4 separate regions of the Homo sapiens genome follow, and all the other regions are linked to region 2. The links are chromatin loops, found by intact Hi-C in ENCODE. Cell type or tissue: B cell. All regions are shown on one strand. Region 1 overlaps LOC105372091 (a long non-coding RNA gene). Region 2 has its middle 240 kb from the start of MIR4319. Region 3 overlaps SETBP1 (SET binding protein 1). Region 4 holds the start of LOC124904290 (a long non-coding RNA gene).

Region 1 (8,000 bases), 110 kb before region 2:
TTTGTAAACTGTCCAATCTAATTCTCCTTGCTTAGAAATGAGGACACTGAAGGCTGGGCATGGTGGCTAATGCCTGTAATCCCAGAACTTTGGGAGGCTGAGGTGGGCGGACCATCAGGTCAGGAGTTCGAGAACAACCTGACCAACATGGTGAAATCCCGTCTCTACTAAAAATACAAAAAATTCGCCGGGCGTGGTGGTACGTGCCTATAATCCCAGCTACTCAGGAGGCTGAGGCAGGAGAATTCCTTGAACCTAGGAGGCAGAGGTTGCAGTGAACCGAGATTGTGCCACTGTACTCCAGCCTGGGTGACAGAGCGAGACTCTGTCTCAAAAAACAAACAAACAAACAACAACAATAACAACAAAAAATGAGGACACCGAAGTTCACTGGAGGAAACTCATCTATCCAGTGCCCAGTTGGTTGATTTGCAGGAACCTGAAAATAAGGCTACTATGAAATCCTCTTCCTTCTTCCACCTTCTTGCTTCCTTCCTCTTCTTTCCTATGACCCTGTGCATGACAACATGGGAAGGGTTCCACCTATATATTCAGACCTAATAAAAACCTTGTAAACAGGGTATTTTTCTCCTCGTTCTGTAGATTTAGAAATTTAAAATTTACTAGAGTTAAAAAACCCACTTAAGGCACTTAAATAGTAACTGTTGAAGCTGTGTTTGTCCGATGCCAAATCCTGTGTTCTTACCTCGTTTACTACAAGAATGATATGACTTCCTGAAAGAAACTTTGTTTTTGTATTGCTATGGAAAAATCACCCAAGATATACTAACAAAAGATCATCACGATATGCAAAAGACAGCACAGGGCATGGGACTTTGTGTAAAAAAAGAAATATATAAAAACATATATTTTATTGGATTGAGTATGCCAAACTATTTACACGAATGGACAGTAAATTAATCACAGGGATTACTGTGGAAACTTGGCAAATAAGGCAAGAGTGGGAGACTTCTCACAGTACTTTAAAAATACATGTTAAAATTTGAAACATATACATGGATTATCTCAACTTTTTTAAATTTAAAGCAGGTTTTACAAAGTATATGGCTTTTTATCTTGGCCATTTTGACATGGGGCCTTTTTAACCTGGTCATTAATTACAACTATTATAACTGTATAACTGCATGTCAGACATACTGCAATTATTCATTGTTGAGCCATGCCAAATCAAAACCAGTACAGAAGCCTCAAGATTATGTCTAGAGCTTCTGCTTTTACCAAAAGTACATGAGGACTTTGAGAGAGAGGCATTGTGAGGCCAGCTTCCCAGTCTTTAGCCACCCGACTGCCACAAGGCCTCACGTAGTTTTGCCATGTTGGAATAACCCCTGCCCATGGTCAGTTCTTTAGCCTCATATGCTCATTCACTTTCATTTTCCTCTTGACCAAAAGTAGATCTGTATGGCCAGAATAGATTCACATTATCTAGGTTTATAAGAGCCTGGAATATAAACTACAGAGCCAGCTTAGTAATTTATAATGAGACATATAACAGAAGAGCCAACACATTCTCTCCCGTAGGCAAAGACACATGGTGGTGCAACCTGTATTAACAGATTGCTTAATCCATATGTCGTGAGAACAGGGTGGATGAGCTCTGTGCTGGTGAGCAGTAGTTCAAGGTTGATACTACTATCTCTGCAGCAGGAACAGCTGTGCCACCAGGACCTGGTAGGTTCTGTCCTCAGGTCTGGACACATCTCCCTTGGTCATGGCTTAGATGACCCTGGAACTCCACAGTGTTGTGCTTCTGATAGACATGTTCTCCCTCTTTAGACCTGTTAAAATATTCAGCCTGGTTACGTTTGAACTGGTGACTATTCGGATCTTTAAGATGACTTAGCACAGTTTAGTTCTAATCACTACTTGAATGAATTACACGAACCTGAAATGGCCAGCCTCATTTACCTTAATCTCCAATTTTAGTGTCTCCTTCCTGTGAACTTCTTGCCACACCTACCATGAACGTTCTACAGAACCCCTGTCTCCTGACCCCACTCCCAGGATTTTTCATGCACTCTTCCTGAGAGCTGACCAGCTGTAAGTTGTGGCCAACTGAAAATACTCAAATCTGATATCCAATCCTGAGGCTTTGTTTCCTTCAGTCTGGAAAACTATATTTTCAATTTCTCTGTTTACATGAAAGGGAAATAGTGTATTTTTGTATTAGGACTGTATACCTACATAAGAGTGAGTTGGCCTCCACATTAAGTGTCAGAGAGTACAGAGGAAGGAACCATAAGATTCCTCCAGAAAGGAGGTGAAAGGACTGGATGGAGCATCTTGTTTACTACAGAAGGTGGTGAAAGAGCCACAGACAGACTTGAACAGTCTCACACTTTTGCTGATAGCTGATGCTGCAAGAGAGCATCCAAGGGAATTGAAGATCCTCAAGTCTGTCCTCACTTCTGCTAAGGGTGTTTCCCTGGCAATTTTTTTATAAAGCAAATTCCTCCGGAAAGATCATATATTCAAAGTCAAAAGTGCAGGAGGATGTATGGCAGTGCCTTTCTGGGAACTGTTTTCTTTTTTTTCACGTGAGGTCCTTCCTTTTTTGTTAAACTACATTGTACACATTCATTTCTTGTTGTACACAACAGAAATTCAGAGTAAAAAGTAAGAGTTAGAAACTTCTGTAGCAATGTGACATTTTCTCTACGTCCAAGTGTAAAACCAGTGGACTTTAGCCCAGGAAAAGGGAATAAATGGGTTTGAACATTGTCAAAGTCATGTGGTAAGTGGTACATAAAGCAATCTGCATAGAAACATACGTAATAGGACCATGCACTGGTCTGTAATGAATGAGGGGAAAAATATTGGTCCTTCTCCCTCACAGGTAGCTTGGAAAGCACTTCTGTATGGTGAAAGTCTTCCTCTTGTTCTTATTCCTCAGCTATCCAGTTCCCTCCTGGAGGCAATCAATGTTATTGGTCTCCTGTGTTTTACACACACACACACACACTCACACTAGCTTATTAAATGTTCTGTATCTTGTTTTTGCTTTTTTCATTTAGTAATATGTCTTGACGATTTTGTTTGAAACTTTTAAAATAGCTGGAGAATAACCACTTGTACAGAGGTTCTTTATTTTAGCCACTTCTGTTTTGTTATGAAGATACTGCTTAATGAATAATTGGATATATTTTATTTCACACATGCAAATAAAATGTTTGACATTGAACACTTGTGTTTAAAAGGAAGCATGCATTTAATATGCATATTAATTGTTAAATGAATGCTTGTTGAGTTAAAAATGCAAGAATTGGTGAAGCTTTTGAGGAGAGATAGGCAGATCATCTGTGGAGCCTTAAGTGCAGGGAGAATTTGGCGTCATAGGGTGGAGGCTTTGTGAAGTGCGGGGACAGCTCACAGAGCACTCAGGTTCACCTCCACGCTGCCTTGTAGGAAGGCAAGAGATTAGCAGAACTGAGCCTCAAACTCAGGCCCCTCCTATCTCAACTTCCTCCCTCTTTAGACTCCTGCTGGGATGCTCTGCTCCTTTCTTTCTGTTAAACTACATGTGTATACCCATCACTTGTTGATTGGACTTACATCTCTCTGTAGCAGGACGAGCCGCAGACAAGAACCCCTCAGATACCGAATTGTAGAAGGAAAGGGCTTTATTCAGCTGGGAACATTGGCAGACTCACGTCTCCAAAAACTGAGCTCCCTGAGTGAGCAATTCCTGTCCCTTTTAAGGCCTTACAACTCTAAGGGGGTCCGTGTGAGAGGGTCTTAATCAATTGAGCAAGCAGAGAGTACGTGACTGGGGGCTGTGTACACCTGCACTGGTAATTAGAGTGGAACAGAACAGGATAGGGATTTTCACAGTGCTTTTCCATACAACGTAATCTATAGATAACATAACCAATTAGGTCAGGGGCCAATCTTTACTAGGCCCAGGCTGTGGTGCCGGGCTGTCTGCCTGTGGGTTTCATTTCTGCCTTTTAGTTTTTACTTCCTTTTTTTCTTTGGGGGCAGAAATTGGGCATAAGACAATATGAGGGGTGGTCTCCTCCTTATCTCCTGTGCCTTTTCAGCTTCAGGAAGACACAGTGGAAAAGTGGAATGAGTTTAGGCTTCGATATAGATGCAAGGTCCTGGCTTTAAAGCCTTCTCTACCTGTGGGACTTGGGCCAGTTGTTGAACCTCTCCATTTCTTGTGTCTAAAATTCAGACTGTAGTGTGTCCTCTAGTGTGTCCTCACAGAGTGGGGAAGTATGAATTAAGCTGGCTCAGGTAATGCTCCAGTGCTGGTGTCCAGGTTGTAGTAAGCTCTCAAAAGGTTTTGCCCCCTCACTACCTTGAACACCTGCCCAGATGCTCTGTAAATGCTCACTGAACTGAATCTAGTCACATGAAACTTCACAGTACATTTCTGTATCTCTTCCTTATTGAGGTGGCTGCTTGTGTCTTCATATCTTCAAGATGCATTTACTGCCAAAGAGCTTGGGAGGCCAACTCTTAGAGGCTCATTGCATTAGAATGAAAAAAGCACAAGAGGCTGATTGTCCCCCAAGGAGAAACAGGCAAGATACTGAAGGAAAGGGAGACTGCTGCTCTTCTAGGAGTTCAATGAGAAACAGTCATTAGAGCCACAGCCTGCTGTGCAGAAAACAGGCTGTAGTGAGAGAGCATTTTGGATTCACTGACCCGAAGTTCATGCTTCCTGTCTATCTGCTGCATTCTTATATTACCTTAACAAATGTCAGCCTAGCTGTTGAAGGTACAAATGGTACACTGCAAAGAATGCACTGAACATGTTTTGAGCTCAATGTTGATGCCTCCAAAAGGGCAGGGTGGGAAGGAAATGACCAGGGCCAAAGAGGCTAAAGGGTGCCCTGTTGCAAATTGGCCAATTGAGAGTTGTTTGCTGGGACATGCATTCTGGTGCACGCTGGTGGTGCACTGGTAGTCTGTATAGCTCCTGTTGCGTCTAGTCCATGAGCTCTTTAGCCCAAATGCACTCAGATGCTCACAACAGGCTTTTAAATAGCACTTGCTGGATGAATGGCAAGTGTGTCTTTGCAGTCTCCTGCAGGATTAATTAGCAGTTTCCTGGACTTTGGTAGGATGTCCTTAATGCTCAGCAACAATCCAGCACAAATCAAAAACCTGTGTAATGGTCATTACCGTTAGAACTCAATACCAGGAATCCTCACCTTTTGTTATGAACTATTTAACTCCCTCTGCCTCTAAGAAAAAGCACATTTTTGAAATTAAAGCTGCATTTACACCCTTAGAGAAAGGTGTTTTGTTTTAGCTTGAATACTGAAAACTACTCAGTCCCTCAGGCTAATGTGAACATGATCCCCTTGTTAGTCTTTTGCTTTTCCCATGTAATACAAATGTCAAAGTCCTCAATACCAATACAAATTCCCTGCTCTTGAAAAAGACTGGTAAAAAAGGATAAAGATGTGGATGAAGAAGAGGATCTGGCCTCTCCAGGGGGACTAAGCAGAATTCATAAGAATGCCAAACTTTTCAACTGAGGCTTTAATCATTATCCATCCATCCACCCATGCATTTAACATCTATGGGACATCTACTATGCCAGAAACTGTGCTTTGGATAAAGGATGAAGAAACCACAGCCTGTGTCTTCAAGCTTCTAGTTATGAGCATCCACCAAGAAGTTACCATAGGTGATCTTGTCAGATGGCAAGAAGCCATCTGAATTCAGAGCAAGGAATTAGGGATGAAACCAGAGAAGGCCTGAGTAGTCATGGATACAAGAACATCTATCTCCCTCAATACTTTTGTGAAATTACCAGTTTTCTGAGTCTTTTCCCTTTACTTGTAATAACACTAGTCAAAGGTTGATTGCCTGATTTATTCCTTTTGGTTCCTTCCTCTGAAGGTAAGGATTCTGCTTAAGGAATGTCTAGCAATTAGTAAATACCTACAGCATAGGACTCATGTCTTCTAGAATGCCAAGCTTATTGCTAAATACATGTATAACTAATAGGTGCCTGTCTGGCCTGTTGTAGCTTTGGTATAATCTTCACTAGGTTCCATGAATACTGAGTAAGAACAGGACACTGGCAAAAATGGCAGTCATTTCTTTACTGCTGTTTCTTCTTCATTCACACCACCTTCTAGAGAACCTCCTCTTTGAAATGTAACCCCAAGTACCAGAAGCTCCCCAAGCCATGCCATGGCTAACTACACCAGATGAAGCTCAGGAAATCCATGTCTCTTTTCAGAATTAAAAAGGAACTCCTAGATTAAGTAGATTAAATTAATGAGTGTCAGTGCTTTAACTAGAAACCTATATAGATTCAAAGGGTGTGGCCACTTTTGGGTACTGCTCTGATTTACGTGATGAGTGCACGAGTAGAGAAGCTCATCTGTGACAGAAAAATGAAGCAGAGATGAGAAATTCTTAGTATCTCCCAACTCTGCAGGTCCTATGATACCCCATTATGTAGCCATTGGGTTCTATGAGTTATATATTTACATGTATAACTTCTTTCTAATATTTAAACTAGTTTGAATAGACTTTTAGTGCTCATAACCAAAGGATAGCTGACTAAGGAGAATAAAGGTCTAGGTTCTTACTAGGAATTTATCAGGATAAAAGGCTAGATACAGAAGGAATATGGACTGTGGAGGTCAGAAAGCACCAGTCTGTGATAATCCAATAATCTTACAGAAATAGGAGAAGAAAGATATCAAACCAACATCAACTTTTGCCTGTTTTAGATTAAAAAAAAATCTGAAGCATTTGGTCTGTTTCTGCTTTCCTGATGATCTATCTGATGTGAAAATCTTGCATTGTCTTTATCTACAGCTGTTCCAGCTAGTTGGTATGGAGACATTGTGGCTTTACCACTGCAGCAGCACTGCCCAGTAGAACTTCCTGTGATGACAAAAATGTTCTATATCTGTCCAACACAAAAGCCACAAGTCACATGTGGCTGTGGAGCACTTGCAATGTGACTAGTGTGACTAAGAAACTGAAAATTTAATTTATTTTTAATTAACATAAATGTAAATAGAAAGAGTCACATGTGGCACTCTCGTAGCTACTGTATTGGCTAGAGTGGCTCTAGTATATGCTGCCAAATCCCACAACTGTTATCTCAGTGCTACAACCCACTTCAACAGCCGCCCAGCAGTTCCTCTCTTCTCTCTGTTGTTTCATTATATGGCCAGTCTTCACAAAGCTATGGGAGAGATCTTCAAAAATACAAATCAGCTTAGGAAACCCTCCTGTTGATATCCCTCCTGTGATTTATCTTTACATTTGTAATAAAATCTAAACTTCTCCTGCAGCCTGAAGGTCCTACCTGATCTGACGCTTGCCTACCTATTTCGCTGTATCTTCTTCCAATCCTCCTACCACTCTGTCCCATATTCACCACACTCCAGCCTCACTGGCCTTCCTTCTGTGCCCTGGACACACAAAGGACACCATCAGCTCAGGACTTTGATTTCGTCTCTTTTAAACTTAGAATATTTTCTCCCAGATCTCGCTGTAGCTGGCTGTTCCTTGTCATTTAGATCTCAGTTTGTGTATCAGTTTCTAAGATAATTCTTTCCTGGCCACCCTGCCTAAAGCAGCTTCCACAATGGGTCCTTCTTCTTAAAATGTATTTATTTTCGTTCTGTTTCATTTTCTTCATAGGACTTAGCACTTTCTGAAATCATCTCATGTATATCTATCATATTATATCATATTATATCTTTATCCACTTACCCATCTACTCATCTATATTCATCCATCCATCCATCCATCCGTCTTCTAGTGCTCATAACCAAAGGATAGCTGACTAACATAAGGAGAATAAAGGTCTAGATTCTTATTTTTTATCATCCATCTTATCTTTTACCATCTACCTTTTACCTCTGTATCCCTTCACAAAAAGGTAAGCCCATAACAAAAGAGGATTGGTTTGACTTAGTCACTATTGTAGCCTAAGAGCCTGGAACACTGCCTGGAATGCAGTAAGTGCGCAACAAATATTTTCTGATAGA
Region 2 (8,000 bases):
TTTAATTTCTGAAAGGATGATAGAGAATGCTGCATTTTCTGAACATTTTAAAGTAACTAGAATCACCCCTTCCTTTTTCTTTTTTTTTTTAACAAGTAAAGAATCTTTTAGAATTTGTAGAAATGTCTTAAAGATTATTCTTGACTGGGAAATCAGAAACCTAGGTTTCAAGTTAGTTAGAATCTAATGTGTAACCTTGGACTGCTGTGGACCTTGATTTCTTCATTCATCTTGCTAACCTATTTTTCGAGATTAAGAAGATAAAAAGAGACTGCAGGGAAAGAATCGAGACAGCTATTTATTCAACAGCAAGTATAGCTGATGGACATGCTCTCTTATTGAGGCAATAATTAATTGGTCACAACCATGCCCAGTGCTCCTGATTCCACTTGATATAGTCCTCTAATATCTCAGGAAATTATCTACTGGAAACAAGGTCAAGCTTTAGAATTTTCCTCTAGTTTTACAACTTTATGCATACCATGTGATTATGTCAGTATGAATGCCCACAAATGGGATGGAGAAAGCCCGATAGCATCAGAAGTGTTCCTTCTCACCAATGCATGTCTTACCTCCTCAAATATCCATGTAGGCAACCCCTACTGTTGTCTCCAGATCATGGTCGCTCGAGCCCAGGGAAGGATGCTAGGCTTTTATGCCAAGATCTAGGGTCTGCAAGACAGAAACATCCAGGATAGAATGAGTATTTCATACCCATAGATTGAAGTTGGTATCACTTTCTGCACCTGATATTCTCCAACACTGTGTACAGATTGAAATGGAACTTTACTGAAAGAGATAACCCTCCAAAAGCAGTACTCCTTTAAATAAAACAAAGGTGGCCTGGCATGCTGGCTCATTCCTATAATCCCAGCACTTTGGGAGGACTGCCTGAAGCCAAGGGTTTGAGAGCAGCCTGGACAGCATAGTGAGACCCTGCCTCTATGAATATTTAAAACTTAGATGGGCATGGGGGTGTGCACCTGTAGTTCCAGCTATTCAGTAGGCTGAGGCAGGAGGATTGCTTGAACCCAGGAGTTCGAGGCTGCAGTGAGCGATGATTGCTCCACTGCACTCTAACCTAGGCAAGAGCGTAATGCTGTTTTGAAAGAAAGTAAAGCTGAGTATTGTCATATGCCTACTGTGTGCCAGGCACTGCCACAGGCATTTTGAATGTCATCTAAGTACAGCATCATGGACCACAAGATTGGTATTGGCCTCAGCTTGCCCTTGGTTTTGAGTTTTTGCTCTGCCATCTGCTAGTGTAACTTTAACCAAACCATTCAAATTTCTGAGCCTGGTTTTCTCATCTGTAATATGGTACCAATGTATAGGGTTGTATTGAGCATAACGTGATATAGAATATGGAATGTGTTGTTGTGCATTCTGTGATTCATTCATGTTAGGCTTTATTAACACTACTACTATTTTTTTCTCAGTACAACTTCAAATATTCTCTAACACAAATGAAAGAAACAAAGACTGAGGCCCAGAATGACAAAAATCTTAGGAAATTTGCTAAGTGAAATTTTATTACTAAAGGCAACAGGCAATGTTTTCCTATTTTCCCCTTTTCCCGAGTTGTGATCTCTCTTTTCAGATAATGTTCTTACGGATCTGAAGCACCAGAGAAAATGTCTCTATTTTGCTTTGACTTTTCTAGAAGGAGCTATTGTGATTTCCATCCAGTTTTGGAGTGCCAGAGTTCACCTTTATCATGCAGCCAAAAAGTCAATTTCTTGACAGCACAACCAACATATTTTCCCAGTGCCCAAAGTACAACTTGATGGAATGCTGTTTACCTTTCTCCCCCTTTTAAATCCCACAGTCTCAGCCGGGGGCTCAGTTCTTAGCACATTATTCTTTAGCCTATAGGAAAACTAACCAATCTTAGACCAAACAGAAAACTGCACAAAATTTAAGGTGAAAAATAGAATGATCTGCAGTGTGCAAGGCAGGTATTTCAAATTCCACATTGTTTCAGATGACTTCTTTAACTTTTAGGGAGAAGAAAAAAATTACAAATTAATTCAAATTAATTGTCATGTTGATCTCTCCACCATTCTACCCTCTTCTCTTCTTTCTTCTTACCTTCTTGCCTTCTCTTTCCTCCTTCTTACTCTCCTTCTCTTCTTTCTGCTCTCTCCCTCCTCTGCTTTTTTCTCCTTCTTTATAGCCATTGTAATCACTAGTGTTGACTTTTATTCAGCACTTACTCTTTGCCAGACACTGTGCTAAACACTCAATGTACACTACATTCTTTAGTCTGTCAAAACACAATGTACAGAACAATACATTTTCTGTACAAAAAGAAAATTAAAAGGCTGATGCCCAAAGGCTACAAAATCTCCAATGACAAAAACCATACCTGAGTGGGCTGAGTTAAGATGAGAGCCAACCATCTCAATAGAAAAGGCTTTTCCTACAACATAAATGGAACTTGTATTGTTACCTTAATGCTAATGTATTTTTAGGTAAATAGTGAATGGCTTCATTTAGGTATACATGTGGATTTGATATATCTACTTTAAAATTAGTTAATATTCTTTTAAATGACTCCCATTTTAATTGAATCATATATTGGAATTAATTCTTATATATTTTTCTGTGATAGGGTTATTTAATAATTATCCTGGGGTGAAGAGGGAAAAGTGGAATGCCATATTTATTCAACTTTTTATGTATATTTGTAGTCCAACATAGATCAAACTTTTGCATAGAAGGTATTTTCATTTCGTATAGTGCACATGTGAGTATATTTGTGCAAACATACCACAAACCATATTCCCTGGAGTTAATTTGCACATTGTAAGAAACTGTAGCAAGTCAATGTGGTATGAGGTATAACTGTATTATGGTTTTGAAGCTTAGCAGAACTGGATTTTAATCCAAGCCCTGTAATTCCTTAGCTATGTGACCTTGGACAAGTTCCTTAACCTATACAAAGTCCATCAAATTTCCTTTGGTGAAAATGGGGCAATAGTAGGCACCTCTTGCAGCTGTTGTGAAGGTTACATGAGAAAGCACATGAAAAGGTCTGGCATACAGTACGCGCAAGAGAAGCTAATCCCCCTCCTCCAACGTGATCCTTATTTATTGTAATAATGGCCCCTAATCTTTAGCTACACCTATATTGATCCCTTATCTATATAATCTAACGCACATGTGTATTATTATATTGTATGTGTGTGCACATGTGATACATGAGATACACTCACAACCGCATAGGTAATCATACTCCAAAGAACACACACGTATGCCACCCCAGGTGTACCCTTCAATGTAGGGTCAAACTTAAAGACGTATAAAACACCCACATACACTCACTTTAGTCCGTTGGTACTGTATTAGGACCTGGCCTATACAGAATTGTGAAAACTGATCCGATCCCTCTGTTGTGCCATGGTTAACAGTACCCACGTATGCCATAGATGTGTCCTGGCGCCATCTAGTGGGGGATCCAACTTTCTGCTCCATAGTGCCTCCTTAGGCTGGCTCCAGCCATTGCTCCAACTCACCATTTTGTAAGCTGCCTCCATCATCCTAAAAAACGACCATGCTGAAAGAGCTCCTCTGTATTTCTTGGCAGACCCTTTCCAGTTTTCATCCTGGGTGTTTCTGAACAGGAACATATCTCATTGAAGTATTTGCACCTCTACCTACAGACAAGGAAAAGGCTTGGAGCACCTCCATTCATTGTGCCAACAGGACCTGAATGACCGTGAGTTGCCCTGCATCATTTATAAGTCCATGTCTTCAGGATCTAGAAGGAAAACTCTGTATGCTGTAATTATATGGCTTTCTGAATTCACTAAATTTAGGAATATTTTATATATTTTTTTCAGGAGAAAATATATTCTTTCTTTCAATGAGAATATTGACCCACAAAAAGACACCACCAGTCAATTGTTTCAAAGAGATGAGATGGTACTGGTCATCCTTTAGCTATGAAGGAAGCCAAGCTGGTTATAGGGAATTGTTACTACTATACCTAGATTAACCCATGGTATTCAATTTTCATTTTTTTAACTAGTAGATTTTATATACCAAAAGCATTAATAATAGTGGAGAAAATGCAGGCCATTATGGCTCTGTCTATATAGCTAATTAGTTTTGTAAGTTCTTTATCCCATTCAAAACGTTAAAGGTGACTGAGTAACATGGAAGAGGATGAGGTGAGGAGTAAATGTACTGGTTTAAATCTTATTGATTGGTTAATTAGTCCACATAACTAGTACATGCTATTAAAAACCAGTCAAATCCTTATCAATGTTCCAATGAAGTGACCAGTCAAATTAATGATCCTGTTCAGGCTGCTTATGTCACAGTAAGGCATATACAATTTGGGGGAAAGTATCAACCCATGATTCTCGCTTTCCCATCATCTGCCCCAGATCTCTGCCAGGGCCCAGGGACGTTTGGACTGACCACTTTTATTATTGTTTCACAGTCGTCAGACCAATAATAGTGCTGAAGATGTTACCTATATGATCAATAGAAATGGCCGAGCTTTCTGCCTAAGCATTCCCCACCTGCCAGGATAAAAGGAAGGGTATAGGTAGGAAAAGGGTATGCAAGAGTGACAGAGATAGGTGAGATGAGGTTCATTGCTAGATAGATTTGGCCCAAACTTCTGCTGCTACGTTAATAAGCCAAATCTTATTGAAGAAGATAGGAATTCAGACAAGAAATAAGTAGATTGTTTTACTCTTTGTGTGTATGTAAATGAGAATTGTATAAATTTACTCAACCCGACTCATATCATGAGAACTTAACTCATTTGAAAGGCTTGGGTTTGTTTTGGCAACAGTTGAATGCTCAAGTTTGCCTTCCTCCTCCTCTGTTTAAGGGGCAAGTGACGTGCATTCTGTGTATCTTGAGGGAAATCAGAATCTCGGTCTCTGGGTTGGGGAGATAGAGAGGGAGGAAAGGAAAGCCCTGTGCTTTCATTATGCTTGAAGTTGCTTATTTGCAAAGAGGTTCTTCATCAGATGAATGTATCTATTATTCCACAATGGCCTCTCAGTTCTGCTGCCTTTGTTGTAATGTTACATTTTGTATCTAATATTTCTTGTTACTGCTTAGAAATCATTGTGACTACATTGGTCTTTATCGATAATTTTATGTAGCATAATCCATCACCATGTTAGATGTTGGGGCAGGGAAGAGGGTATTACTTTGTCTTTCACTTGGTACTCAGACAGCTCTCTCATATTGATTTCTTGGCTTGCATGTTTGTTAAATGATGATTTGCACTTTTCCAGTATTATGTTTATCCAGATTATGTTTCAGATGTGTCTATAACATGTCATCATTAACAACAAACATTTATTGAACACTTACGGTCTGTGGATCAGGCTCCAGACTAGGTACTGGGAATAATAAGAGAAAGGTAATGTGACCCCTACCCTGCAGGGTTTTAGTATCTATCGGACCATGTCTTTAAAAAAAAAAAAAAAAAAAAAGAAAAGAAATAAAAGAAAAAAAAGATACCTAATAGCTTATATCCAGTGAGTGCTACAGGCAGTAAGTACTCTTGGAGTTTAGAGAAGGGAGTGATTGGTGAGGACTGGATGGTCAGGGAAGGCTGTAGGAATGAGATGAAATTTGAAAGGCTTCTTAAAAGATGAGAAGACTCTCTTTATGGGTTACTGAATACAGTGAGTTTCTAAAAACCATTGTGCCAGGAAAAAAATGCCTGTATCTTTAAACTAAAATTGCCTTATACATTATTCATGAGTTTAAGATTAAGAATCAATATTCACCTGCTTTCCACAGGGCTTTGTGCTGAGTTCTATTGTTAATAGCCTTACACGCCTGTCTTACACACCAAGGAAAAGTCAGCCCTGTTAAGTTTGTCATTTAGATTTCTGTGGCCTAGTCAACTTTTAAGATTGTCTTTTGCTTTGTCTAAAATTTGCCCTAGTTTTTCCCTTATTGAAAGCCCTAGTCAGAAAAAAAAAGAAATGGATGTTCAATGACTTCTTAAGGTTAAATGAATTTTAAGAAAATAGGAAAGGGAAAAAAAATCATGACTTCCTTGTGAATGTTGCTTCATCACATCATAAGAAGTCAAGTCTGACTCTGGAGAGGATATTAGTCCCCCAAGGGAAATATCCATTTATGAGAAGTTCTAGGGGTTTTCTTCCATAGGAGAGAGATGCTCAAACATTTTTGAAGATTGAAAACTTCACTTATTACTTCTGTGGGACTTCACTGGTCTAGATAGATATTTGCCGCAGCTTATTGACAGAAAGCTTTGCAGGAAGACTGTCTGTGGTTACGATTATTAATATTCTAAGGACTAAGCCCTATGACTTTCCCAGTACCGGTTCTTTTTACAGAATTCTCTCTGTGATTTCTATAATGGTATTTTTTTTTGGTCTCTCTGTTTTGTAATTTATTTTGGCTTTGGTGGAATGAGAGGCAGGGAAGAAACGAAATCCATGTTTTCTTCTTTTTGTTTCTTCATACAGTGTACATTTAGGGACACCTATTGAGTACATAACATGAAACATTCCACAGATCTCCAGGAAACTCTAGCCTGCTTGTTGTGTCAAACATGTAAAAAGGAGTGAACATTCACACACTCTTGAGTTAATGGGTCAGAAAATAAAAGAATAAACTTTTTTTCCCTATAACTTCTATCCTCACTTCTACCAATAGTAGTGGGGTAGATTTAAGTATTCCAATCAAGGCCAATTCAATCTTCTTTATTTTAAAATAGTTTTTTAAGTGTGGTTTGGTCTAATTTGGGCAAATATTTAGTGAATTTCAAGTATAAATGCTCAATCAGGGCTATTTTCCCTTTCACAAGAAGCACCTCTGTGTCCCTTCCCAAGACGTCGATGTGTGCAGGGAAAGCTATGTCTTCTGGGACAAGGGGGTGCCTGTGGCCTGTCCTCCCTGCTGGCCAACAGAGTGAGGCTGGTCTAGTCTGATTCCTGAATACTTTGTGCTGGCATCTGCCTGCTATGGCTAATCTCATCTGTTTTCTGGGGGTGTTATGTTGGTGCTCACAGCTGAAGCCCATAGTCATTGAAATATATCGGTGTTGGAGAGGCCGTGTATTTTTTATTCTTCTCATCTAACCCAGTGTTACAGAATCTCAGCACTCCTCTGTCCCCCACCCCACTTTCTGCGGTATATGGGAACTCACAGTACCGCTGCATGCAATGCACACATCATGTGTACTCAGAGCTCTGAGAACCACCTATTTGAGACTTCCTGCCATCTTGGACATAGGGGGGCCGAGCAGCAGTCCTGGGTGTTCTGGAAGAACTCATTTTGTCTAGTCCGATGTTTCGGTCAACTTATTTCCCACCTTTGGCCAAGGCCCAAGAAGGTTAGGGCCTTTGATTCTCAGAGAATCAAACTATATTCTTATCCTGGGGACATCCACACAAAATCCTCCTCCTCCTTATCTGGAAAAGCACTCTCCTCTTCCTATCTGGTGAGAACTTCCCTTCTTGTCTATTCTCCACACTCTAAGTTAGGGTAATAGTCTAACATTGAGTTGCCAGGCTTGGCTTCTCATCTGGAAAGAGGAGATTTTGGAATTTCAAAAAGCCCTTCTCTCTTGACCAAGCTTGACTTTCATAACCTTTATGTCTCTGTAGATTCAAAACCCAATTTTCCTCCTTTCCTTGCACTTCTATTTTAATAATCCTTATCATCCCCAAAGCAACAGATTTCTCTAACCAAATATGGAGAACACATTAAACTATATAAATATAAATATTTATATATGTTTTTATATATAAGCCAAGTTATATATCTATTATATATAATATACATATATTACATAGATATGTATTACATGTATATATACATCATCATATATACATATGTATATATAATGTACATATATTACATATTCTATAATATGTAATATATATATGCCAAGTTACAACATCTACCAAAAAGAAGAACAAGTCTCCACATAGTTATGAGTGTGATTATAGTAGCCACAGTGGGTTAGAACAGTGAGGAATGGCTTT
Region 3 (8,000 bases), 490 kb before region 2:
AAATGACAGCTGACCTTTGCTCCCAATTTTAGACTTGCAGCAGATTCCTCTCTGGCTGGGCCCTGATTGCAGGAGCAGCAGTGGCCACTTCTGCTCATCTTATTTAACACTGGGAGATAATTGTTGGTCCTTGGAGCTTGTCATCCTCAGAAGACAGTCCAGCTGTGGGGGTCAGAGGTCAAAGCACACAGCCTGCTGGCAGTGGAGGCAAAGATCTGGATGGGAGGACAAACATGTGAGAAGATGTCAAATCTGGAGAGCATCCGGGGACTTCTCAGGCATTTGTGTCATTCTGTCCTCATGATTCTCTGAGGACCTCAGCTGAAGAGGGTGGCGCGCATTGGTTTGCATGTTAGAGAGAGTGCACTGTTGTGTGCTCATACACATATGTGTGAGCATGTATAGCCTCTGGGATGATAGATATTGCATACAATCTGATAGAGCCCTGGCTTAAGAAGCAAGAATTTTAGTCTCTCTCCCTAACCACCTGTGTTTCCTCACCTGCCTCTTGTTCTCAGAGGTCACCTCTTGAAATGAAGGCCATGAAGCAGAAGACACTGAAGTCCTTTCCAACTCTGATATTCCAGGACATCACCATAGAAATACCTATTCCTATAACTAACTAAGTATTCACATGAACATGATTATGTACATGTAAACAAATTTTATCGAATCAACAGTATAGTTTTCTCAATAGCCGCTGCTGTAGGTATCCAACATATATATTTGAGAAAAAAAGTAGACAAATTCAGCTACACCTAGTATGAATGATGCCTGGGAATGAAGAGAGGAACCACATGGGCACTTGAGCAGGTGACAGGATGCAGAGCCATCGCTCCCAGTTTAGACTGACTTGTCTGGCTTTTGGGGAAGCTTCCCAGTGTCTACCTTGTTAGGGAGGTTAGGCCCACGCATGGTGCTTATGTTGTACCCGATGGTGGAACATGTGAGAGAGTACAGGGAGGGATGGAGGAAGAAGCTTGAGTGGGCCTTGAAGAAAGCATAGGATTTAGGTGGGAGGGAAAGGGGTATAGGCAGTGTGCTTGAACACTGTGCAGAGGGCAAAGTGCTCATGGTGGGCAGCCTTGATCTGCTGGACTGCAGAGTTGACCTGGAAAATCTGGAGTGGAAGCTTCAGTAGGCCAGATCAGACAGATTTGACTTTTTCCTACGTGCACTAAGAAAGCAATGGAGCCCTCCAACCCCCACCCCCCACCCCAACCCCTTGGGGAGAAGAGAATGAAGGAATGTGCAGAGAGATGCTTTAGGACATCATACTGCGTCCAGCATTGGTGGGGAGTGAGCCCAGAGACTGGCTAGAAATTGATGGCAGCACCCAGCGAAGGGCATGAGTGGCCTTGAGTTCTGTCATCACATACAGAGAAGAGGCTGAGAGAGCCTTCTGGGACGTGGAAAGGAGCCACCTCTAAGGTCTCTATTCTTGTGACCTAGAGAAGTTCAGGTGTTTTTTTGAAGAAGTAATTGATTTCTTTTCTTAAGAATTCATAAGCATCTTACTGACACTTATTGAAAGCTGACTGGAAAGGGCCTTGCATGAAGAAGAGCTCTGGGTATGCACAAAGGTCCTGAATCCAGCCTCTGTCTTGGAGTTTTGTTTCCAGGAGTTATGCCTCATATAGGAATGCACAGAGGAAAGACTGCATCAAGTGTTTCTTCCTTTGCTGCATAAAGCCAAAGTTTACTTTCTGTATATGAGGCCAGTTGTAACCCATCATGTGAGAAGGTTTGGATTTCATCTGATAGGTTCACTGTCTGTTTCTAGTCCATTTTGTTTTGTCTATTCTTTGCCACTCATTTCTTTTCTGCTACTGGGTTCTCCAGCTCAGCACGGGACTCCATAAATCTCTTCTTTTCTACCCCTTTCTCCAAATAAGGGTTTTAGGGAAATGGTGTAGGTGGGTCGGGGGCGGGGGAGAAGTCAGCATATGTTTGCTTCCACAGTATCTCCTTTTAAATCTATGTTACCCGCTTTAAATATGACCCATTCACACTGTGGATGAACGAGTTGCACTTTTTCTGTGTTGAAAAGGAACAAGAATGCATATGGCCATGAGGGGGACTTTTCCTTACCCTCAGAAGGTGGGGGAAGAGGGCAATGGTGTGAAAGAATGAATTAGTTCTGGCAAATCTTGTTAGTGTCCATTGTAAGCAGAGAAGCTACCTAAGCCATCTGTGGTCACTTGCAAAATTGTTCCTTGTTTGTTCAGGCTCCCCACCGAAGCAAATCTTTGTGGCTTCTGATAATTTGCATATTGTCACTTGTTTGCCAACTAGAGGGTATCTGGACATGTGTATGTGAGAGGGCATCTGCGTGGACATGCATGTGAAATCTTTGTGGCTTCTGATAATTTGCATATTGTCACTTGTTTGCCAACTAGAGGGTATCTGGACATGTGTATGTGAGAGGGCATCTGCGTGGACATGCATGTGTGTACCGAAAAGAGCCCAGCATTGGTATGACATTGACATAGATGTTTGGGGGGCCTGGATTTGACTGGGCTCTAAGCTCAGTAGGAGAGGAAGGAATCCTGGGAACCTGTTTATATTATTTTGGGATATTCCTAGTCACCATCTCCGGTCGCCTTTTTGTGCCCCCTTCCCTTGCTGCCCTACCTTCCCATGAGTCCCCTGCTGCCCTACCTTCTCACACAATTTTGCCTCAATTCTTGTGCTTAATGGGTGGTGTGTGTGAGCAAGAGGCAGAACGTATTTAGGGCAGCTTGTTATAAGCTAAGGGAGATGTTAGAGTAGTATTTGCTACCAATGGATCCTTCTATGTCAAAGATACTGTTGTTTTGTCTCAATTAATTCTACAGTGTTTATGGGGACCTATTGTAGACCCTCCTGCAGAGCAGCAGTATTCGGGTGCTGCAGCTGTCTAAAGGCTGCATGGCCACCATGATTTCTGTCTTCCAGTGGTGAGCATCACGTGCTCTGTGGATGGGATGAACAAAATTCGGGAGTACGCTCATGAAGGGACTGGTTATTGGGTTCTGATGGTCACTAAAGGATTCCCATCTGAGTGCTTGTAGAAGGCTGATGATTGTGAAGGGCATGTCTTCAGGACGGTTCTCTAGTAGGCTTCTAGGATTCCAGATTGGCCAAAGAAAATGGTAAATGCAAATCTGCAAAAATTAAACAGCACAAATACCGTTTCTTTTCATCATCACAATATCCTATGGGAAGGATAATGTAATAGGATTAGAATCTAGGACAAAAATGGGAGTCCTTCTGAGTTTTATTTTTAACAGCACCAATAACTAATTGTATGACATTGGTAATTTAACCCATTTAGGCTGGAGGTTGAAAATTTTTGGGTGTGAAAAATCAGACCTTGGTGATGACCTTGAGCAGTAGGATATAAATAACTCCCACAAGCTTAGTGTTCCAATAATGGAACACTAGGCATAACTGGGTTAATTGGACAAAATTTCCCTACCCCTTAATTTCTCCTTTGTGAAGTGGGTAATCTTGCCTTTTCCTTCTCCTTCTCTTCCTCTCACTTCCTTTTATATGAGACAAACTCTGCCTATAAAGAAAGTTGCTGCTTTCATCTCTTCAGAAGTCCTCTTTTTATACTGTCAGGCGGTATTCTCCATAGCTATTTGAGAGGGTCACACTGTTTTTTATTGCTTGATGGATACACACAAAGAATGTTAAAGCAGAAAGAGACCTTGAAGATCATCAGAGCTGTCTTCCCTTCACAGATGAGGACATAGAGCCCAGATCAGTGATGTCTCGTGATTTGTTCAAGATCACATGGCAATCAGCGACAGTCGGCGGGGGGAAAAAAAACAACACCCTTTTTAGTCATCACAAAGCTGAGTGCTAAAAATGAGACAGGAGACTGAATTGCTGTGGCCGGTCATTGCCACTGCATGGGAGTCTGCCCCAACTATTTGCTTGGCCCATCTTATTACAGTTTGGCACTTCTCTCTTGAACCTTCCTGAACCTACCACGCCTTTGCCCAGGATAATCAGATAAAGGGGCCTTTTATTTCCCAGCTGCCCTGTGCATGCAGCATTCAGAGAAGAGGGGCTGGCAGTGGGGGTGGGGAGGGGAGAAAACATTTGTCTTTCAATACTGGCCTGACATGAAAGCTTCACTGCCGGGCATTTTGAGAACCCAGCTAAATAATGGTCGCAGCCAAGACAAAAGATAAAACTGACCCACTAGTTATGCAGTTACTTAAACATGATTTACCCTGCATAATGCTGCCTGGGACCTGAGGGTCTCGTTTTTAACGAGCCAAGAGACAGAACTATTAATTACATGGGAAGGAGTGCTATCAGAGAGCAAAGTAGTCATTGCCAACGAAAAAGTCCTGAAATATTCCACGCCTTTCTCAAATACTCACAGAAACACCCAGAAGTGGCACAGCTCACATGTTGGTGGACACAGGCAAGGATGGGGAAATGATGAGTCCCAGTGGTTCTAATGTTGGATGTCACAGGGCTGGGGGTTTAGCTGGAGCCAGGGAAGTTGCAGTGGTTAGAGGAAGTTGGGACAGGGGTTTAGAAGCAAATTATCTTGTGGTTTGGCTGAATGTGAATGTTGGGAAAAGTCAAAGAGGAGCTCTGCATCTTACTGCTCTAGCGGACATGATTTCCATTTTATTTCTGCATCTTACAGCCAACCCCTGAGCCTCTAATCTCAGTGACATGCCCATTTAAGGGAGTTAGGATATAGGGTGGGGGAGGGGAGCTGGCCTAGACCAGAGAAGAGGCTCTGAAGACCAGAGATAGGTAAGTGAGAGTGGGAGTCTGTTTACAGATTGTCTCTCATCCACTGTGATATGTTAATTTTTCTGAGCATCTTTTGATCAGATAAGCAAATCTCAGAAGCACAGCTCTTGTTCTGATTGCTTTAGGGGCATCACTGTACCTCTTGTGGTTAAACATAGTAGCCTGTGACACCAGCCCTGGAGTGGAGTGTCTGGGCTGGGAGGATGAGAAGGTAAAGCCTAGAGGATTTGAAGAGGACAGGGTCAAGGGTTAAAGGACAGGGGTTAGCAGCAGGCAAAGGCCCAGGATTGAAATATTTGCTGAAGGCTGACAGGCAGCAGAATAGAGGCAGACAAGTGGCAAATTCCTGTTTTCTCCTCTAATTGAGAAAATATTTTGAGTGGTATTCAGTCAGACTACATAATGAGTGGGGGTGGGGCTGGAAGTGGAAAGAAAGAATATGAATGAGCAAGAATATTATTAAATTACTGCAAGAAGCCAAAGTGTGTGCAGAGTTCAAGGAGCTGTATGAATGTGCCCTCCTTCCTTGCTTCCTAATTTGGGATGCACAGCATTCATTTCTTCACTCACTCATTTAGCACATGGTCACTGGCAATGGGGGTTTACTTTCAAAGGAGGGTTTAGTAGCTGCCCATAGAGTTACCATCAGATAAATGTAAAAGGGGCCAGTTTTCTCTCCCAAGGCTAGGGAGACACATAAGCAGGTGATTGCAACACGTGAGACTCCCATCTTGATGCTGTTATTGTTCTTTTCTTTTCAACATCTAAATCTGGTAATCATCTGTATCTGCTCACAGTTTGGGGAATAATTTCATATAATTTCACATCTAAGAGAGACTATAAAGTGATTCCTGCACTAAGTCTGGCTATCCCAGGGCCTCTGTTCTTAATGAGTTACCTGTACTGTCCAAGGAATTGTGTAGCAAAACTGGGTTGGGGGGTGTGTGTGGAGGGGCAGAGTCTGGGTTTGGGGAAGTAGTTAGGAAACAAAGCAGTTATGTCTTGACTCAACCATAACCAGCCTGCCCTTGCTTGAAAGATTCGGCTTTCATATTTTAGGAGCACAGGTTCATTTTGTTTTCTAGGCTGACAGTGAATAGCACTGATGGTTTATTCACCAGGACCTTTCCTGAATTATAGGGGCATATAGCTGGGAAGGCCTTTAGGGTCATTTTGCCAATAGGAACCCACAGAAGTTAAGGGACATCCTCCCGGTGCTATGTGAGGTTGTGGCAGAGCTGGGACCTCCTCCCCCTCGGCCCCCTGACTTCCCAGCGGCTCTGGGTGTGCTGTCACCTCTTCCAGGAAGTGATGACTCAGATTATTTTCATCAACATACCTCCCCCCTCCAACTCCGTTTTCTTCCCACAGCCACCAAAGCCAATAATAGACTAAGGCAGTTTCAGTTTTAGACAATTTCCTTTTTTACTTAGAAATCTATGGTTAGAAAAGGGTGTAGGGTGGTAATAGTGGCCAGGGGTGGGGAGGGAGGCATGAGAAGCTTCAAAGGGGATGGGCATCTCCTGGCTCTCTGGTGGCCTGGATGGAATTAGAACCAAGAACTTTCATATGACCTTGAGTAGATCTCTAAAAGATTCCTTCCCTCTGAAGTTTTTTGACTTTTAAGTTCAGAAGGGAATTTCCTTTCCACCAATTCAGGGACCATTCCTAAAGCTTCATGAAACCCTTACATAATTTTTAAACTTTAACAACTAACTCATGTGAGTTGTTACACATAGCTTGTAAGTGACATTTCAAGCCTTCTTGATTTTCATTCCAACAGTTCTAGATACATAATACATTCTTTTCAAGGAAGGTAGGGACTTTGTTTTGTTGTAGTAACTAAAGCTGGCAATCATTGAAAGAGATTATGAATAATCAAATAATAATACTTATCTCTTGAGTTCTGTATGGGAGGCACCAATCTAAGCCTACTACCTGCAAATGTATATGTAATCCTCCCCAAAACTCTTAAGAGGTAAATCTTACTGTTCTCATTTTGCTGATGAGTTAACTGGCATGGGGAGGTTGAATAACTTGCCAAATGACATCTAGAGAGTATATAAAAGAGGTAGTGTTTGAAGTCCAGTTAGTCTGATTTCAAAGTTCATATTCTTAAACACAAAGCTATATAGGACCGCCTCCCATTTGCAGATTAGAAGTCATAAACTGTAATAATATTACTTTCAAATTTCATCACGTGTTTGATTCTAAGTGACATGAACTTGAAGTTTATTAAATATGTAAAGTACACAAAGACTTCATAAAGGCCCTATTTTTAATAAATGCCTCAAGCCACACAACTGTGTGCTTCGTTACATAATTTGTTTTTGTAATAATACGTGGAGAAGAGCCCAAGATGAAAGGGCTGGCTAGATTATTGTGTGTCAGTTGTGCACACACTCTGTTTCTGTTTTTCATTCTGGGATCAACTGGGGAGATAAATCCATTTGCCATTGATCTTACCATCGTGAGGGTGGAGTGGTTATCAGAGGATCCTGGAAAGTTTAAAGCATTATCCAAATGCAAAATAAAAGAGGTGGACAGCTTTTTATTTTTTTTAACACTATAAACATGTTTCAGTTTTGCTGTTCAGACTCTTCTCTCTGAAGTCCTTTTCCATAATGTTCGTTTGGGTAACTAGCATTGGAACATTTGGATAACTCAGTGTTTGAGCTCTCTGGATGAGTTGCATGCATTTGACTGAAATATTTGATCACTGTGTGTGTGTGTGTGTGTGTGTGTGTGTGTGTTGATACCCAAATAAAACAAACTCTTAAGGTTTTACTGTCAGTGTCCTTATTTCTGTCTCTCACTTTGGGGTGAGAGATTAGGATAAGTGATATCTGCAGAGGTTCCTGTCTTGAGGCAGGGCCTTCCTTCTCATTTGAAAGCATCTTAAGGATTTGTTGCTGAATGCCTATCTTCCTGTGGTTCACAAAGACGCATTCAGATGACATTCTAAACTTGCTGCTTTCACGGCAGCCTTTTCAGTGAGTGGCCAGCATCACTTTTCAGTGTGGGGGGATGGACAGTAGGTGGACACTGTCTATGTATGAGCCCTGTAGTAAGTTGCCAACTGAATGGTTTGAGATGTCCAGAATGTTCCCTTCAACCTCAAAGGAACAACAATCATTTACGCAACCCCTACTGTGTCTTCACCAAGCTCTCAAAACACCTTAAATATGAAATCTCTACCACCATCATAAAATCAGATTCTCGAAGGTGAAAGA
Region 4 (8,000 bases), 630 kb before region 2:
GATGGGGTTTTGCCACGTTGGCCAGGTTGGTCTTGAACTCCTGGCCTCAGGTGATCTGCCTGCCTCAGCCTCCCAAAGTGCTGGGATTACAGGCATGAGCCACCGCACCCTGCCTGCAAAGACTTTTAAATAGCATAGACATCCTTGTCCTTCACAAGTTTATGAGCAAACAAAAATATCCTTATCTCATTCTCAAGGAGCAATATTGGATTGGGTTCCTTCTCAAATTCACAAGATCTCTATAGACAAAACCATTGCTGTGCCTGGAGAGTGGCTAGGATCATCACAGAGAGACGGCGATGCGACTGAGCTCCATTGATGGATATTTTGTTTTCTTGTGGAACTAAAGCAATAACAAAACCCGATTTACAATAACGTATTTCCTAAACTTCTGCTTTCTATATTTTTTGTCACTATGTATAGTTCAAAGCATAATTGAAGCCTATGTGGACTTTGTACACCCTGGAAATCTGAGAAGGACCTTGAATTAAAAGGCTACTTTTATTATACCTTATAAGTCTACTTTTATGATTATTTCATAATGGCGTAACGCATGGGGCTCATACCACTCTGAATTCTTATCAGAGTCCTACCACCAAAGATACTCACAGCCTAATCCCCAGAACCTTATGCATTCCATATGTGACCCTACATAGCAAATGGGAGTATGCAGGTATGGTTATGTTAAGGATCTTGACATAGGGATATTATCCAGAATCAGCTGAGTAATCATTGGGATCCTTATAAGAGGGAGACAGACGAGTCACAGGTGTAAAGGAAATGTTGATGCTAGAAGTGGTGGTCAGAGCGATGCAGGGTCATGAGTCAAGGAATGTGGACAGCCAAAAAGGCAAAGACACAGATTTTCCCTAGAGCCTCCAGAAGAAACAGCCAGCCCTGCTGACACCTTGATTTTAGCACACAGCGCCTGATTTTTGACTCCTGGCCTTCATAATTTAAATGAATGAATGAATGAATGAATGAATGAATTCATGTTGTTTTAAGCTGCTAAGTGTGTAGTAATTTGTTAAAACAGTAACTAGAAACTAATACACTAGATCTATAAAAATATCTCTCTAAAATAAAATAATTGTCACAAACATCTACACATCTAACATCAGTTCTGACATTCTATAGATAGTCTTACTCTTGGGAAAATCTAGTTTCTCGTATGGCAGTATAGTTAGATTTTATACAGATAATTAGGGCTCTGTTGCTTCTAGAAATGAGCTTGTTTCTCTGTTGTAAGTTGTTTGTATTTTGGTTTTAGTTCTTGTATTTATTTGCCTGAAGGAAAAAAAATGGTATGTGTATTTTTTTTCTGGAACAAAATAGGGATAAAAATAAATGAATAGATGCAATGAAAGGAGTACTGGCTGCAAATGGAGAGACTTGGTCTCTAGTCCTGCCTTTGCTAGTGGGTAGGCCACTTCACCTCTCTGTCTCTGTGTTTGTGTGTGTGTGTGTGTGTGTGTGTGTGTGTGTGTGTGTTTCCTGGTGCTACCATAACAAATTACCACAAACTGAGTGGCTTCAAACAACAGAAATTATCTCACAGTTCAGGAAGCCAGAAGTACAGGATTAAGGCGTCAGTAGCATTAGTTCCTTCTGGAACCTCAGAAGGGGAATTTATGCTTCCTCTTAGCTTCTGCTGGTTGCAGCAGTCCAGTTTGCAGCATTCTTCTGCTTGTAAGTGCATCACTCCAATCCTTGACTGTCATCACATGGGACCTCTTCCCCGATTGTCTTTTCTGTGTCTCTGTTTTCTCTTCTTATAAAGACACTAAGCATTGGATTTAGGGCCCGCCTTAATCCAATATGACCCCTCTATCAGTCACGACTCTCCAGAGGAATAGATCCATTAGGATGTATATATCTACATGCAGAAAGAGGTTTAAGGAATTGGCTCACTTGATTATGAGGGCTGACAAATCCCGAGATGTGCAGTGGGCAAGTCGAAGAACCAGGAGAGGTGATAATGTAGTTCTAGTCCAAAGGCCAAGAGGCTCCAGAGCCAGGAAAAGCCAATGTTTCAGTTTGAGTCCAAAGAAAGGGAAAAACCAGTGCTTCACCTGGAAGGCAGTCAGGCAAGAGGAACTCACCCTTTTTCCAGGGATGGTCAGCCTTTTTGTTCTAGTTCAGCCTTCAACTGAATAGATGAGGCCCATTCACATCAGGCAGGGCAATTTGCTGTACTCAGTCTATTCATTTAAATGTTAAGCTCATCCAAAAACATCCTCACAGAAATACCCAGAATAATGTTCGACCAAATATCTGGGCACCCTGAAGCCCAAGGAAGTTGACACATAAAATTAATTATTACAACCTTATCTTAATTTTATTGCAAGGATCCTACTTCCAAATAAGGTCACATCTGAGATTCCAGGTAAACATGAATTTTGGAGGGTGGGGCACTCTTCCACCCTCTATATCCTCTCCATTGCCTTTTCTGTGAAATGAGGGCCTGGACCTGCGGGATGGGAGCAGGTCCTCTATAGCAAGGGGTTTCGGGTGCTGATAAGATTGAGAAATGCTGCTTTGAACAAAATCGGCCTGATTTCTTTATCACTGGCCCTTGCTGAGACTTTATTTCATAAAGAAGTACTGCGAATCTTCAAGAGGAAGATACTGCTCTGTTTTTTCAGGGCTTATTTGATTATAGAAACCCCTGTCTGGTTTTTTTTGGCATGCCTAGGAACACCTCTCAATACAGGGTTCCCTGGAACCCCGTTTCAGAAACACTGGACTAGATCAGTGATCTCCAAGTTCTCAATTTCCAATAATCTGTGGTTCTATAGATCATTAGTTCTCCAACTTCCTTTTAAAAAATAAAGTACTCTTAGGCTGGGCGCAGTGGCTCACGCCTGTAATCCCAACACTTTGGGAGGCCGAGGCGGGCAGATCACAAGGTCAGGAGATCGAGACCATCCTGGCTAACGCGGTGAAACCCCTGTCTCTAATAAAAATACAAAAAAATTAGCCGGGCCTGGTGGCAGGCACCTGTAGTCCCAGCTACTCAGGAGGCTGAGGCAGGAGAATGATGTGAACCCGGGAGGCAGAGCTTGCAGTGAGCCGAGATCGCGCCACTGCACTCCAGCCTAGGCAACAGAGCGAGACTCTGTCTCAAAAAAATAAAAAATAAAAATAATAATAATAATAATAAAGTACTGTTGAACTCCCAGTATTGGTTTAAATTATATTTATTAAAATGTTACTTAAATATGAATATACATAAACTACCTATAAATCCCTTATGCTTCTGACTCTTATAGAACTATAAAAACCAAACAAATGTGCAAACGAATTCAAAGAAAACCAATAAAATTAAAATTAACAACATTAATTTAATGTGATATCATTTTGTTGGAATTATATCATTGCTCACAATGTGCATACTGTATGCTCTGTTCCAATGCAGTTCAACAAATTTATTACAATGTGCCACAGGTGACTCGATCCTCACACCGTTTTTTTTCTCTATTCAAATTCCAGGAAGGCTTTATTTGCACAGCTCTTAGGGATGCCGTTTGCCTTCTTATGGTGGGAGCACACAATTTATATATTTTTTATACCTCTGTATTTTTTTTTCTTATTACTGGTAAGCATTAGATAGTTCTTTGTATTACTGCAATAATAAACACAAATAGAAAGAAAGCTATGAATATTGCGAGTAGGTAATTAAGTAGCCATCCAAACATCCAAAATATCCAGAATGTCTTTGCTTTAGATTCACATGATCATTAGACTAAAATAAGACACTTTAAAACAAGTATAAAAATAAGAGATAGTTGGCAAATCTCTTTAACCTTTAATTTTTTAGAGCCCATTTTAAAAGTGCCAACTACAGATGCTTGTAGTTCTCCCACATGAACTTGAAATTCCTCTACAGAGTCTAGCTCATTTCTTTTCTTCCATTCTCTTCCCAGGAACCAAGGAGTTAATAATACTCATGAAGATGATGCTCCACCATGGGTCCTAACCACTTGTCTCTATTTGGGAAATCACGGCCATGAATGTTTCCTTCATAAGACTCTATGTAGAAATTTGTGTAGTGTACTGTGGCTTCTGCAGACTCCCAGTTCAACCTCCAGTAAGAAAGGGACAAGTCTAACAATCTCTCTAAAATGACTCTCTTAGATTGCCCATAAAAAAAATGTCATTAATTCGGACTTAACTGGGCTATGAAGAGGCCAGTAGGAATTAGAGAAGTCCTTTCTCTTCACTGTCTAGTAAACATAACAATTCAAACCAGCTTAACGAAGTGTGAAGAAGCAGAGATCCTTTAATGGCCTGCTTTAATGAACAGGTAAGAACATTTTAAAAATAGCACAATGATTGTTTTCTTGCAAATTTGATTCTCTACTATTCTATTAAGCACTTTAATTATCTGCAATCTTGTTTACCCCAGTAATTTGCTAAGAAAACCTTTTCCTTCCTAGCAAGAGTAGAAGCAACATTTAGCTCAGGCTGGTCCAAATAAGCAAGAGTTTCAAATTAGTAGCATCTGATTTAATTAGATTTTACTAACAGCCAAGTCAGGAAAATGCATTAACCCACTTAGCCCACTAGGGGTTCCCTTTGTGTTCTGAAGTTAATCGCTGCCATTTACTTCCTTGCCTGTTGCGGCCTTCCTGGCTGCTTTCTCATTTACAATAGGGTGGGCAACTTTTTGACAAACCTCACTCAACCTCACCAGCATTCCCAGCTCAGCAGATGGTGGATGAATGGTGATTTGGCTGTCAGTCTGCATGATGACATTAGAAGGTCACCAAAACGCCACCCGGACCAAAATCATTATACCTTTTTGTTTGTGCAGCAAGTCCGGAAGGAGCTATCGCATAGACATACTCACCATTAACACTACTTCTTGAGGACTTTTCGAGTTAGCTCACTTTTTACATCCTCACAGTATCACTTTTTCTCTGTTAGTCACACATTCCATGTACATTAGCATGTAGTGCTTGTTTCTATTAACTTAAATTTCTGAGAGGTATGCTGCATCTTTACCACGACGTGGCTTGGAGGACAGAAGTTCCTTTTTCTTGCATTTTTGTTCAGACCTCCCTCCTAAGCCTGTGGCACAATGATAAACCTGGGATCATAGAGTTGCTACCTTAGGATAGAGTAATTGTGAGGTAATACTTTTTAAGTGTTTTAAACAGTATCTAACTAAGAGTTAAGTGCCCAAGGGATGTTAGGGAATAAATAAGTGTAGATACTTCAGTCATTAACTTCTATTATCAGGACCTACGCTTTCTGATTATTCACTCACTCCACAAGCATGATTTGTCCTCCTACGTGGTGCCAGCCACTGTGCTACACAGGAGATGACGTAACAATGAAGACAAACGTCTCTCCTCTCAAGTGGCTTTCGGTTGGCAAAGTAGCTATAATAAAGTGAACTCATTCAGTTCCCTACTCCCAATCTCAAAGAAATCGTTACAAAAAGGGGGTGGGCATTAATCAATACGATTTGTAATATTATCCTGGAGAAAATTAGCACAGTTGGGAAAATTTATATTTAGGAGAAATTATTTCAACCAATCACCAGGAAGGCTTTTTTTTTTCCTGAATATAATATTAATAATCTGTACTAGGCCTAAAATAATGTTTATTTTATTCTCCTCTGGTTCTAAAAATACACAATGGCCTGAAAGCCAAAATCTAACTTGTAATTTTCACAGCTGAATCATATTCATTTCCTTCCAAATCGGATACTCCTGGGCACTGCCACCAAAACTCAACAGCAGCCCAACTCGAAGCCCAAAAGCTCCCCTGGGGAGGGGCTGGGGTGGTTGCATTCCATTTATAGCAAGATGAAAAAGAACATCTCTAAAGTAGAGGATATTCAATCAATAGACAGAAAGATGGGGTAGAAGACCTTCAAAGCTCTTTCCAATCCCAGATCCCATTGAGAGGTGACAGCGTGCTGGCAGTCCTCAGAGCCCTCGCTTGCTCTTGGCACCTCCTCTGCCTGGGCTCCCACTTTGGCGGCATTTGAGGAGCCCTTCAGCCCACCACTGCACTGTGGGAGCCCCTTTCTAGGCTGGCGAAGGCTGGAGCCCACTCCCTCAGCTTGCAGGGAGGTGTGGAGGGAGAGGCGCGAGCGGGAACCGGGGCTGCGTGCAGCGCTTGCGGGCCAGCTGGAGTTCCGGGTGGGCGTGGGCTTGGCGGGCCCCGCACTCGGAGCAGCCGGCCAGCCCTGCCGACCCCGGGCAACGACGGACTTAGCACCCGGGCCAGTGGCTGCGGAGGGTGTACTGGGTCCCCCAGCAGTGCCAGCCCACCGGCGCTGCGCTCGATTTCTCACGGAGCCTTAGCCGCCTTCCCGCGGGGCAGGGCTCGGGACCTGCAGCCTGCCATGCCTAAGCCTCCCACCCACTCCATGGGCTCCTGTGCTGCCCGAGCCTCCCCGACAAGCACCACCCCCTGCTCCACGGCGCCCAGTCCCATTGATCACCCAAGGGCTGAGGAATGCGAGCTCACTGCGCAGGACTGGCAGGCAGCTCCACCTGCAGCCCCGGTGTGGGATCCACTAGGTGAAGCCAGCTGGGCTCCTGAGTCTGGTGGGGACGTGGAGAGTCTTTATGTCTAGCTCAGGGATTGTAAATACACCAATCAGCACCCTGTGTTTAGCTCAAGGTTTGTGAGTGCACCAATGGACACTCTGTATCTAGCTGCTCTGGTGGGGCCTTGGAGAACCTTTATGTCTAGCTCAGGGATTGTAAACACACCAATCGGCACTCTGTATCTAGCTCAAGGTTTGTAAACACACCAATCAGCACCCAGTGTTTAGCTCAAGGTTTGTAAACACACCAATCAGCACCCAGTGTTTAGCTCAAGGTTTGTGAATGCACTAACCGACACTCTGTATCTAGCTGCTCTGGTGGGGCCTTGGAGAACCTGTGTGTCCAAACTCTGTATCTAACTAATCTGATGGGGACATGGAGAACCTCTGTATCTAGCTCAGGGATTGTAAACGCACCAATCAGCGCCCTGTCAAAACAGGCCACTCGGCTCTACCAATCAGCAGGATGTGGGTGGGGCCAGATAAGACAATAAAAGCAGGCTGCCCGAGCCAGCATTGGCAACCCGCTCGGGTCCCCTTCCACACTGGGGAAGCTTTGTTCTTTCACTCTTTGCAATAAATCTTGCTACTGCTCACTCTTTGGGTCCACGCTGCTTTTATGAGCTGTAACACTCACCGCGAAGATCTGCAGCTTCACTCCTGAGCCAGCGAGACCAGGAACCCACAAGAAGGAAGAAACTCCGAACACATCTGAACATCAGAAGGGACAGACTCCAGACGCGCCACCTTAAGAGCTGTAACACTCACCGCGAGGGTCCGCGGCTTCATTCTTGAAGTCAGTGAGACCAAGAACCCACCAATTCCGGACACACCATTATGCTGGGAGACTTAATGAGTGGCTCATGAAATGTGATAAACATCCTGGGCAGAATATGAGTGGAAGCCAGGTGTTCTAATCTCCAGCTGATGAGTTTGCAAAGCAGATTGTGGTGGGCCTGGTCTACAGCTCAAGGAATAAAATAGTGCTATCTTTTCATTAAGGAAAATAGCTTATAGGACAAAGAAATAGCAGGTTAGCAAACCATTTTATGTGAACCCACAAAGCATTCTCTAAGCCCCAGTTTGTGAGAGGCAGATAGATATACACAAAGGTTGTAGAGGCAGTCACAGCTGGAGAGCTAATAAGTTTTTGAGAGATGATTTGGCCCTTAGATGACACCACTCCCTTCTCATTAGGGGGCACTTGAGAGGGAGAGGCAGCAACAGCCTTCCCTGACCTTCCCTGCAGGCCCTGAGCAGAAGTTGAATAAAGGCCTGGAGTAATTTTAGAGCTGATGGGATGATGGCCTTTTTGTGGCTAGAATGTTCACTCTAGGAAATTTTGAAAATAAGACACAGTGGCATGGTAATCTAAGAGTCTATTTATAAACAAGGATTCTAAATTTTGATGAACCAAAGAATAGGCATAAAT

What was found. Hi-C counts contacts between places; a loop is a spot of excess contacts. Peaks named below come from ENCODE experiments on the same cell type or tissue, not always from the same donor. Only the 100,000 strongest peaks of a DNase experiment are listed, where the experiment ranks them.
Region 1: it touches region 2 in a loop (4-fold over the local background); 4 of 110 quality-filtered maps call a loop at or near these places.
Region 3: it touches region 2 in a loop (9-fold over the local background); 2 of 110 quality-filtered maps call a loop at or near these places.
Region 4: it touches region 2 in a loop (16-fold over the local background); 9 of 110 quality-filtered maps call a loop at or near these places.

What each region holds. Positions count from the first base shown.
Region 1 is chr18:45,099,595-45,107,594 of GRCh38, forward strand. All of the region lies in intron 3 of LOC105372091 (a long non-coding RNA gene), which reads right to left. Among named protein-coding and RNA genes, the nearest start is that of MIR4319, 130 kb to the left of the region's middle. RefSeq lists enhancers at 3,876-3,925, 4,006-4,075. In B cell, no CTCF peak of the experiment used is centred here; DNase peaks (open chromatin) are centred at 4,057, 4,157 and 6,967; H3K4me3 peaks cover 3,057 bases; H3K27ac peaks cover 6,893 bases.
Region 2 is chr18:45,209,471-45,217,470 of GRCh38, forward strand. It overlaps a transcript of SLC14A2 not described here. Among named protein-coding and RNA genes, the nearest start is that of MIR4319, 240 kb to the left of the region's middle. RefSeq lists an enhancer at 3,540-3,589. In B cell, CTCF peaks have their summits at 3,478 (motif pointing left) and 3,677; a DNase peak (open chromatin) is centred at 3,441.
Region 3 is chr18:44,719,700-44,727,699 of GRCh38, forward strand. All of the region lies in intron 2 of SETBP1 (SET binding protein 1), which reads left to right. Among named protein-coding and RNA genes, the nearest start is that of SETBP1, 43 kb to the left of the region's middle. RefSeq lists a silencer at 2,402-2,451 and enhancers at 5,635-5,684, 5,815-6,004. In B cell, no CTCF peak of the experiment used is centred here; DNase peaks (open chromatin) are centred at 2,212, 3,792, 5,782, 5,962 and 1 weaker place; H3K4me3 peaks cover 2,314 bases; H3K27ac peaks cover 7,209 bases.
Region 4 is chr18:44,574,639-44,582,638 of GRCh38, forward strand. It overlaps LOC124904290 (a long non-coding RNA gene), which reads right to left and starts at 5,315. Exons shown (of 2, transcript XR_007066347.1): 1 at 4,853-5,315; 2 at 3,325-3,625. RefSeq lists an enhancer at 4,419-4,920. In B cell, CTCF peaks have their summits at 4,552 and 4,754; a DNase peak (open chromatin) is centred at 4,593.